Regions from separate parts of the Homo sapiens genome. Here region 2 is linked to region 1. The links are chromatin loops, found by intact Hi-C in ENCODE. Cell type or tissue: psoas muscle. All regions are shown on one strand. Links, peaks and the distances in the headings refer to the core of each region. The heading gives the core; the rest is flanking DNA. Region 1 has its middle 6.4 kb from the start of NOG. Region 2 holds the start of LOC112268194 (a long non-coding RNA gene).

What was found. Hi-C counts contacts between places; a loop is a spot of excess contacts. Peaks named below come from ENCODE experiments on the same cell type or tissue, not always from the same donor. Only the 100,000 strongest peaks of a DNase experiment are listed, where the experiment ranks them.
Region 2: it touches region 1 in a loop (5-fold over the local background); 2 of 110 quality-filtered maps call a loop at or near these places.

What each region holds. Positions count from the first base shown.
Region 1 is chr17:56,584,563-56,589,945 of GRCh38, forward strand. No RefSeq gene overlaps it. Among named protein-coding and RNA genes, the nearest start is that of NOG, 6.4 kb to the right of the region's middle. In psoas muscle, for the core only: no CTCF peak of the experiment used is centred there; no DNase peak of the experiment used is centred there; H3K27me3 peaks cover 585 bases.
Region 2 is chr17:56,534,731-56,540,113 of GRCh38, forward strand. It overlaps LOC112268194 (a long non-coding RNA gene), which reads right to left and starts at 4,209. Exons shown (of 3, transcript XR_002958121.1): 1 at 3,966-4,209; 2 at 2,961-3,104. In psoas muscle, for the core only: no CTCF peak of the experiment used is centred there; no DNase peak of the experiment used is centred there.

The DNA.
Region 1 (5,383 bases), core at 140-5,139:
CCCTTTTAGAATTTTAAGGTGGTTTTTTGTGTAACTTTGAAGCCTTCCTTTCATATGTTGTAGGTATGTTTTGTGAATTAAAATAAAAAAGCAATTTTTTTTTCCTTAATTGAGGGCATTTTTAAATGAAGCTGAGTAAAGACACTAAGATGAAACCTTAGCTATAAGAAAAATAAAAAAACAGTTGGGGGTTTCAGAGACATTGTTTGTCTTAAGAGTGAGGTGGAGAAGCTTGATCAAAAGCCTTGTTTTACTACAGTCATGCTCCATTATGGGAGGTGGGGATGAGGATGGGGTCGGGGGAGTGGAAGGAAGATGAAACGAGCCCTCTCTTCTACTCAACCAGGTTGCCAAAAGTCACTGCCCACAAGTAAACCTCCCTTGCCTGCTGGTACTGATGATCTCCGGAGTCAAACGTGGATTCAAAGCAAGACATCAGATGCATTAAGAAGCCCGCTTTGGGCTCACGGCTCTGAGCTAACAAGCCTCTCTCTGCCTCCATAGATGAACCTTGAGTCAAGAGCAGAGCATTGAGACACCCCCTCATTTCTCTGGCCCTCAATCTCTCTATCTATAAAATGGGCAGGTAGTTGTCCCTACCTCCCCATTTTACCAAAGGATAAGTTCCTTTGGTACTTATTTAGGGACCTCATCCTCCAAACCCTCAACTTAGGTAACTTATTTCCAATCATTTGCTTCCACACCAAACTCATTCCAGACTGCATAGATGTTTTTCAATCAAGCATGAGAGTGGTTTTTGGTTCATTTTAGTTTTATTTCCCAGCCCAGCAGTGGGTTTTCACTTTATTTGGAAAGCAATCTGATTTCTCTGTAGATGCCTGAGACAGGAAATCAAAGTGTCATGAAACAGTGTCTGTCACTTACTTATATGTGTGCGCACACGCACACACACATGCACACGCACATATGCATACGAAAGTTCCACAAATGTGCTTCTTCACTTTACCATCATAGGTGAGCACTGCACCATTTAACTCAACAAAAAATGAAGATCACCTAAGAATAAGAATCGTGCCTACCCTGCAGCCTGCTGCTGGCTTCAAAAATCTTTTTAACATTTAGAACTTTAAGCACCATTTTCAGTTTTACTAGTGCCTAATAGTAACTTTGGGGCAAATTGTTTCTTCTAAATTCACTGACTTTAATCTTTTACTGATTTTTTCCTTAAATACAAAAATACTGATTGCCATCTTTTTTTAAATCAGATTTACATAAAGTAAAAAGTGAGCTTCTCTCTCTTCGTCACCTCACACTTTAAGGGTAATAACCCCATTCTTTAAGGATAATCATTACAATTAATGACTTACAAACATTTTTTGACATATTTCCTCGTACGTAAAATAATCCCTGCATAGAGACTAAAATCAAGGGCTCTAGAGTTGAAATCCTAGATTTCAAACTTGATGTAACACATAATGAATTTTTGTTTTCACTTCTTTTTTTTTCTTTTTTTTCTTTTTTTCTTTTTTTTTTTTTTTTTTTTTTGACAGAGTCTCGCTCTGTCACCCAGGCTAGAGTTCAGTGGTGTGATCTCGGCTCACTGCAAGCTCCACCTCCCAGGTTCACGCCATTCTCCTGCCTCAGCCTCCCGAGTAGCTGGGACCACAGGTGCCCACCACCACACCCGGCTAATTTTTTGTATTTTTAGTAGAGACAGGGTTTCACGATGTTGGCCAGGATGGTCTCGATCTCCTGACCTCGTGATCCGCCCACCTCGGCCTCCCAAAGTGCTGGGATTACAGGCGTGAGCCACCGCGCCCAGCCACTTCTTAATAGGGACTGTCTTGAAATATTTAAGACCTATAATCGCCATATTTAGATGGTTTCTAAGGTTTGTTTCAAATATTTCTAAGGTCAAGTCTAAATTCAAATCCTATTTAAAACAGCTTAAGACCCTTCAGTGGTCCACCATGCAAGGCCTCTGGTCTTCCAGTCTATTCCTCAAGCCCTAACTCTGGGCACTGCCAACCCACCCCCAGAATTTGGATTATGTCACACCTCCTCCCCACTACCCCAAATGTCATCCAGTCAGTGGCCTCTCCTCACCCATTTGTTCTGTAACCACCTCTTGATTTTTCAGGTCTTTCAACCTGGACATCAAGCCAGGCATGGTGGCTCAAGCCTGTAATCCCAGCACTTTAGGAGGCTGAGGCAGGAGGATCTCTTGAGGTTAGGAGTTCGAGACCAACCTGGCCAACATGGTGAAACCCTGTCTCTACCAAAAATACAAAAATTAGCCAGACGTGGTGGCGCATGCCTGTAATCCCAGCTACTTGGGAGGCTGAGGCAGGAGAATCACCTGAACCTGGACAGCAGAGGCTGCAGTGAGCCGAGAATGATGCCACTGCACTCCAGCCTGGATGACAGAATGAGACTCTTTCTGGAAAAAAAAAAAAAAAAGAAATTAAAAAATCAACTTGGACATCAAATCTTTTAGGGAGCCGTTTCGGATCCCCCAGCCCAACATTTCTATGCCTCTTCATGGCAGCTGACATCCTGAATTGTAATCTTTATTTTTTTCCCCAATCATCTGTGACCTCCTCAAGAGATGAGACTCCATCTTCTCTCTTGTTGAGCAATGTGTCTATAATTGGGGTACATGCCTGGTGATGAGATAAATGAAAAAGACTGATGGATGACAGTAGGTGGTCACAGCAAGTCATATCCAAGGCTGCACCATGACTTGAATGGTGAGGAGACGGAGTAGGGGCTAGGAAAAAAGTCAGAGACGTGAAGGTTTTGTGTTAGGTGGATTCGGTAGCTGGAACCCGTGATTCATCCCACCCACCTGAAATGGGGTCATTTTTCACCTTATTTTTCACTCCATTGAGCTTCTGTCTGCTTGTTATCTTGAGCCTTTGACGGGATAAGGGAGACTAGACCTTATTATCTCAATACACATCTATCTGAGGCAGTGGGATGAGAGGATGTGGGGGAAATGCAAGTGTACACTGAGATGGGTGTTTGTGTGTTTTTGGCAGGAGGAGGCAGTGTATCAATTTCCCATGGCAGGTCGCTAAAGGGAACTGCCTTCAGAAACCTTTAAGCCTAGATAGGAACAGAAGAGGCAGAAGTATGGGTATGTGTGTGGTTTGTGTGTGTGTGTGTGTGCACGTGTGGTGTGTGTGGTGTGGTGTGTGTGTGCGTGTGGTGTGTGTGGTGTGTGGTGTGTGTGTGGTGTGGTGTGTATGTCTGTGTGTGTGGTATGTGTGGTGTGTTGTTGGGGAGCAGTGCATAGCGAGTGTGTGTGATATGTGTGTATATGCATGTGTGTGCACGTGCACTCATGTGTTTGTATTGAATAACTACATATGTATTGGGGTCGGGAAGGTAGGCTCTTCAGTACAGGTAGGCTTTCAATATCTGAAAATTGTGTGCCTGTGCAAACCTATGACAGTGTATGGTGGGGAGCGGGAAGCAAGTCCTAGAGCATTTAGAGTTTGTGTTTCTATTCGATGACAGTTATCCGTTCACATCATAGCCCCCCCATCATTTTGGAGATTCTTGTCCCACACTAGCAATACTGTATCTGTAGTATTCCATTCATTCCCCTTTTGAAATACTGGGTCACATATGGTAAAAGTCCGTTAACTCAGAACCAAGTGTTGTTGGTCTTTAAATTTTATTTAGAATGTGTGTGTGTGTGTGTGTGTGTGTGTGTGTGTGTGAAGCAGTGGCTAGAGAGAGAAGGATTGTACAAGGATTTCCTTTCCATAGGAAAACGTTGGGTCCATCCTAGACCCAGACTTCAGCCAAGGAAATGCAATGTGAAGCCCAGGAGAGCTGAGGGCAGGAAAGCGGAGAAGATATGCCTGCTGGCGTCGCCCCCACCCACCCCCAGGCCCCCCACATCAGGGCAGGCTAAACATGCCGAGGCTTCTGTCTCCAGGGCTGGAGAGAGGCGCCCTCGTTAAAACTCAGATAAACAGTTTATCAGGAGATGAATGAGCCACCGGGCTCCAGAGACGTCTCCCCTTCCCCAGTGCGGAGCCAGATGGGGAGGGGGCTACAGGCGGAGCAGGAGCCAGACTGAGGAAGGGAAGGGGCTGTCGGGGCTGGAATAAGCTCGCTGAAGCTCCTTTCCTCCTTTGGTCTTAAACTTCGTCTCTATTTTGGGAAATGTATTTCACATGTATTTGCCCACGTTCCCACCCCAGACCACGTTTTAGAGTGATTTCCCACTCTCTCCCTCCTCTTTCTCTCCTAGTTTCCCTCTTTTGCCCAGCATGCCCATTTTAGTTACTTCTCACCAGAATCTAACCACCAATGGGACACACACACACACACAATTATAATGCCCTGTGAAGCTGAACTGGGTTCTTTCTACCCTCACTGTGAGTTCTGAACTGGCCAGGGCTCCCCAGCACCCAGGAGGCTACATGGAGTTCACCACCCTCTGACCTCAGTGCCACCTCTACTGTCACCTTCTGGCAGTCAAGAGAGATATGTGACAAGCCTCATGGCTGACTTGGTCTCCCTTTGCTAACTTAAGTCAAGCCCAAGAATGCCATTTTGGGGTCTCATTAAGAGAAAGCCCATCAGATTCTATATTTATGGGTCCCAAGAGATTGTCAGAAACAGAGGGTAGAGAATTTCAATGCCTGGGATGACACCAGCTGTAAAAGATGGCAGTTCTCATGCATTCTCCAAGGACGTCTCATGGTCCTTGAAAGGTAGAGTGTCTCACCCAAGGTCGCACAGCTGGTAGATTGCAAGTTTTCTGACCTCAAGCCCCATGCCCTTTAGGCGTCACCCACAGTTGCCTTAGGTCTATGTTTCCAGGGCCAAAGAAGCAAGAAGATTGTCAAGTTGTTCTTCGAATCATGATAGAAATAAGAGAAGATACATAAAAGCACCCTCAGGCTCCTCTTGCCTTTGACCTGGAGTTGCCCCAGCGACTGTTTAAAGGAGTGCTTCCATTTACCTTGCCCAGAGAATTTTGCAGGGACAGAAACCTGGGATGGGGCTACCCAGGGACAGGCCTCCATTTATGTTGTTCATTAACTCTTCCTATGTAGCCTCCTGAGGCCTAAGTCCCCAACCAAGCCCCACTACAGTCCAAGCACCGCCCACAGCGAGAGTCAAGCTGATAGCCGTACTTCCATTGGCCCATCTTCCGCCCACAGCTTCCTTTGCAAGAAATACAACCCTCTTTGTCCAGTTTTGTCAAGCTCCCTCTTCAACAGAACCACAGAAGCATCAAAATGGGTTGACTACAGAATCTCCTAAGAAACTACAGTCCTCCCTCCCTCAAACTCCTGAAGCCTGGCAGCCCTCAAGTTGCACAGATGGAGTGGACAGAAAGCAAGTCCAAAGGTGTTGGAGTTGATTTCAGCAGCATCCTCACCCCTTCAACCCTCTT
Region 2 (5,383 bases), core at 310-5,309, 50 kb before region 1:
CATGCAGGCAGCCCCTCCAGTTTATACTTCCCAGTGGGACAGTAATTTTCAGTTCAGGCCAAAAGGCTTTGTTTAAATGTGACACTTATGTGGTAATAGAGCGTATTGCAGGGGTCTTTTTTTCTGAGGGTCAATGTTGAATTTACTCTCAAAATAAACAACTCTATCCTTTTCCATCATCTCAAAGTTGTGGGTGGGATTGAAAAAGGTGGAAGAGACTACAGCATGAAGAAAACGGAAGGAAAAGAAAAAGACAGGGAAGGCTCCAAGGAAGTTTAGAAAAGAAGGAGAAGAATAGGAACCAGTGTCCTCCACAAATGAAGCAAATCTACCTCCTATCTTCCTGAATGATTTCACAAATAACAACAGCAGATATTTACTGCAAATCTGCTGTGTGCCAAACAGTACACTAAATGTGTTACTGACATGGTCTCATTTAATTAATTAGATTTTTTAAGAGATGGAATCTCGCTATGTTGCCCAGGCTGGACTTGAACTCCTGGGCTCAAACCATTCTCCCACCTCAGCCTCCCAAGTAGCCAGGACTACAGGCTCACACCACCACACCCAGCTTTATTTATTTTCATCTGAATCCCCCTGCAGTATATGTGATTATGACCATTTTGCAGATGAGGACACTGAGAATCAGAGAGGTGATATAACCTGCCCTAAATTGCATAGCTAGCAAGTTTGTCCAGCTGAGGTGAGAACCCAAGTCTCTCTGGCTCTGCTGAATGTGTGCTGTCTACTGTTCCTTGGGGCAGCATTTGAGGACTGTTCAGTAATGGAGTTGATGAGGGGAAAATCATGGGATCGTATGTTCTAAACTAAGAATCGATATAGAGCTGGACACACGTTATAACAAAGCCGTGTAACATTTGATATTGAGTCTGCCTAGAATATATAAAATAAATGGTTGCCCTACAAGAGGGTAAGGCTGAGGTAGAAAGCAACAGGACAAGCAAGGGATGAATGGAACTTGGGAATGCATTTCCAAGTGGAGAGGGAGAGGAGAGATTGGGTGCTGGGGAGAGACAGGAGCTAATGGTTACCCTGTAACAGTGAGTCTAGAACTCATGAGATGCTACACCGAGAAGCCAAAGGAAGCCTTGAATCTTGCTGTATGCCAGGCAAAGGAAAGAGTGTGTCACAGAAGCCTTGTAGCTGTAGATTGTCACAGTCACCACCCAGGTGTCTCCAAGCAATACTGTGGGACTCTTAGCACAGAGCAGTCTGTGGATTTTCCAGCACTCCTCGAAGAAATTGTTTCAAGGGCTTAAGTTTTCTTTCCAGAAACCTAGCTTAAAACCAATTCTCTGCCAGACGTGCTCTCCAGGAATTCTTGACTGTGAATATCCTTCTCACCCAGTTAATTTATGGCATAAGCACCCCCATCTTGAAACAGATTGAATTAGGCAAAATTAGAAGTCTGGATCATCTCTTGAGCCTACCTCCAGGGACAAGAAGAATGATGAAGACATGGAGATTCCAGATAAAATTGGACAAAATGAACACAATTATTCCTCAACTGGAATTTTGGAAGGACTTAAAAACCAGTTCTAGGCCAGGGGCAGTGGCTCATGCCTGTAATCCCAGCATTTTGGGAGGCTGAAATGGGAGTATTCCTTGAGCCCAGGAGTTCAAGACCAGCCTGGGCAACATAGTGAGATTCATTCCTATAAAAAATTTAAAAAGCTTAGCCAGGTGTGTGATGCATACTTGTAGTCCCAACTACTCAAGAGGCTGAAGTGGGAGGATAACTTGAGCCCAGGAGGTCAAGACTGGAATCATCTGTGATCTCTCCTCTGCACTCCAGCCTGGGCAACACAGTGAGACCCTGTCTCTAAAGAAACAAACAAATGGAAAAACAACAACAACAACAACAACAACAAAAAAAAACAGTCCTTTGTCACTTCAACCCATTGACGTGCTTGGGGCTTGTTGATGTATTATTCATGTTCTTTCTCATCCCATGGACGTAATGAAATAAGAAATAGATATCAGTTCACAAGAATAATGACTGATGATTTGGTATATGGGATGCACAGACCAAAGACTCAAAAGTCAACTCTTATTAAAGCACTGTAATCCACATTAATATGACAGACCAGAATAACTCTGAGCAAGCCATTATGGTCCATTATGAAAATAACGTTCATTTGCAAAATGAGGAACATACCAAAATGAAAGTTGTTCCAGTTCTTTCAGCTAAATTACACATTAAGCATGCAGACTTCCTCTTCCAACATTTTGAAATGGTTTAATGTGCACTCAGGCTGGCCAAGCCATGGATTTTCTAAGACTGCCACAAAGGTGAAGCCTAGAAAAATGAGGGCTGATTGCCAGAGAGACATTCAGCCCTCCTGGGGTGTTGATCAGGTGGTCATGACTGTGCTTTGGAACTTCACCTTGGGGGATAAGATTGACACCAACAGGCAGCTGTGAATCCCAGCTGGCTTCATGCAAGAGCTTATTGGCTGCCCACCTCCAGTAGTTGGTTGTTAGAACTTGGGGATGAAGTGTAGTGGACATTTGTTGTTCTTGCCTTTCGAGCATTCATTCGTACCGTCTTCTGGTAACAGCCCCCTGAATTTCCTTTGGAAACCATCTCTTCACTATTCTCAGTCCATGCAGTAATAGCTAAGAATGGTAACTAACATACATTAAGCTCTAACCACATGGCAGGCACTGATCTGAGCATTTTGCATAATTAACTCATTTAATCCTCATACCAACTCTTTGGTACAGGTACTATTATTATTCCCATTTGAGAGATGTCTCAGATAACTTACAAATAAATATGTAATTTGCTCTTAAATGGCAGAACTGAGATTTACAAATCCAGGTAGACTGCATGCAGTGCCTGTGATCCTAACCACTAGTAGTTGCAGTAGGGCTGAACTCTAACACAACTTCAGGCTCATGAACTAGGTCTGGCCAATTCAAGCATCATATATTACCCAAAGTAAGCCAATCTTGTCCAATGCAAACCCAAGGTTTTATGCTGGAACAACCAAACGTAGTTTCTTGTTTGTTTGTGTCTTCTGAGCCTGGACCTGAGACAGGAAGTCTTGAATGTCTGGGAACCACCATTTAGAGAGAACCTAAGAATAATGCCAATGCAGATAAGATCAAAGCTGAGAAGATATTGGTAACAATACCCAAGCACCTGAAATTATTACACTTCCGGGACTTTTCTGATATATGAGCCAGTCAATTCTCTTTTTACTGAAGCTAGTTTGACTTGGGTTTTCTGATATTTGCAACATAAATAATACAGAATTCAACGTGTTAGTCTAAGAATAATACTTTCCATTTATGTACTACTGTACAATTGCCAAAGCTTTTCATTTAATTACTTCAATATTGCATTTATTTATTCATCAATTTATTCAACAAATAAATATTTACAGTTTATCTAATTACAGTCACTGACATAAGTCAAGGTGATCCCCTCCCCGTTCCTCTCTTAGCTATAGTTGGTTCCCATAATTATGTGCCCATCATTCTTGCAGCACTTACCTCTAATTACTCTACATGGATATCTATAACTTAGCAAAACATAGGCTTCTCTGGCTGGGTGGGCACAGTGGCTCACGCCTATAATCCCAGCACTTTGGGAGGCCAAGGATCACTTGAGGTCAGGAGTTCCAGACCAGCCTGGCCATAACATGGTGAAACCCCATCTCTGCTAAAACTACAAAACTTTGCCAGGCTTTGTGGCTTTTGCCTGTAATCCCAGTTACTCAGGAGGATGAGGCAGGAGAATTGCTTGAACCAGGAGGTGGAGGTTGCAGTGAGCCAATATCATACCACTGCACTCCAGCCTGGGCAACAGAGCAAGACTCCATCTAAAAAAAAAAGAAATAGGCATCTCTGAATTAGAAGTTTATTTATCCTGGAATCTCTGATATCCACCTTGGCCCCTGACACTCATTCATATTCATTTCTTTAGGAATACTTACATGCTGGGTACTATGTGACTAGTCAACATCACCAGTTAGACACAACAGAAAGCAACTCTGGCTAACTTAAACATAAATGAAATTCTGAAGGGATATCAAGTAGCCCAGAGGATCACCAGCAAGGTTGGAGAACCAACTTGTAAAATGGATAGGCAGGAACTAAAGGAATTTGGGCAGCCATAGCACAGCCAAGGTTATACCTCAGATGAGTCAGTTAGGGCATTGAGGCTGACACTACTGGACACCAGACGCTGCTACCAGGGCCACCGAAAAGAATCCTCAGCCCTCCCTGCTTCTCTGCATCACTGATTCCAGATTCTAAGACCCAGGCAGGAGCATCTGACTGGCTGAGCTCTGGGGACACGCTGTGCCCTATCTGTCAGATATTCTCTGACACATAAAGACTTTCCATCTTTCTTATTGGAAGGCAAATCCCTGCCTCTCCTGAAACTTACACCAAAAAAGGCTCCCCAAATATTTCTTATGTGGCCATGAAGTGACAATTGTCAATGATGAGCCAAAACAAAGCCCCAAAATAAAAGCAAAATACATGGTCAACATGGTCTTTGCCCTCATACAGCTTATAGATTAGTAAGAAAAGAATCCATAGAGAATCATTAATTAAATAATTAGGCAAGAAACAGTCACAGCTGTGATGAGTACAACGAAGGAGAGGAATGATGTACCCCAAGGAATATAATACTGCAAATGTGTTTCAGGTATCCGTTGCTGTGTAACAAACAATCCCGAAACTAGTAGTTTAAGACAAACATGTATTTTTGTCTCTCATGGCTCTATGGACTGACTGGGCTCAACTGGGTGGTTCTGACTTGGCCTCTGTCATGCAGTTGCAGTCAGATAGCAGCTGGAGGTGGAGGCACATGAAAGTTCAGCATCATGGTCAGTTGACATTGGCTGTCGGCTGGAACTCAAGCGGGGCCTTTTGACTACAGCACCTACCCATGGCCTCTCCATGTAACATGGGCTTCTCAGAACATGGTGGCTGGATTCCTAGAAGGGGAGGTGTCCCAAGAGCAAGCACTCTAAGAGAACCAAGTGGAAGATGCAAGACTTCTCATGACTGTCTCAGAAACTGCACAGTGTTACATCTGCCACATTCTATTGGCAAAAAAAAAAAAAAGAAGGTCAGAGTAGACTCAAGGAAGGGGAACCACAAAAGTACATGAATGCTGGAATGTATGGTTCATTGGGGATCATCTTTGGAAATTAACTCCCACAAAAATTTTGAAATAGAGGAAATGATCTAGTTTGGGGGGGTCAAGGAAAGTTTCCAAGAAAGTGCCATTGCTCTGAGATATAAGAGTTGAGTTGAAATTAATGAGATAAAAACAAGAAGTATGTTCCAGGCAGAGGGAACAGTATGTGCAAAGTCCCTGTGGCAGTGAGCAGCAGGACAC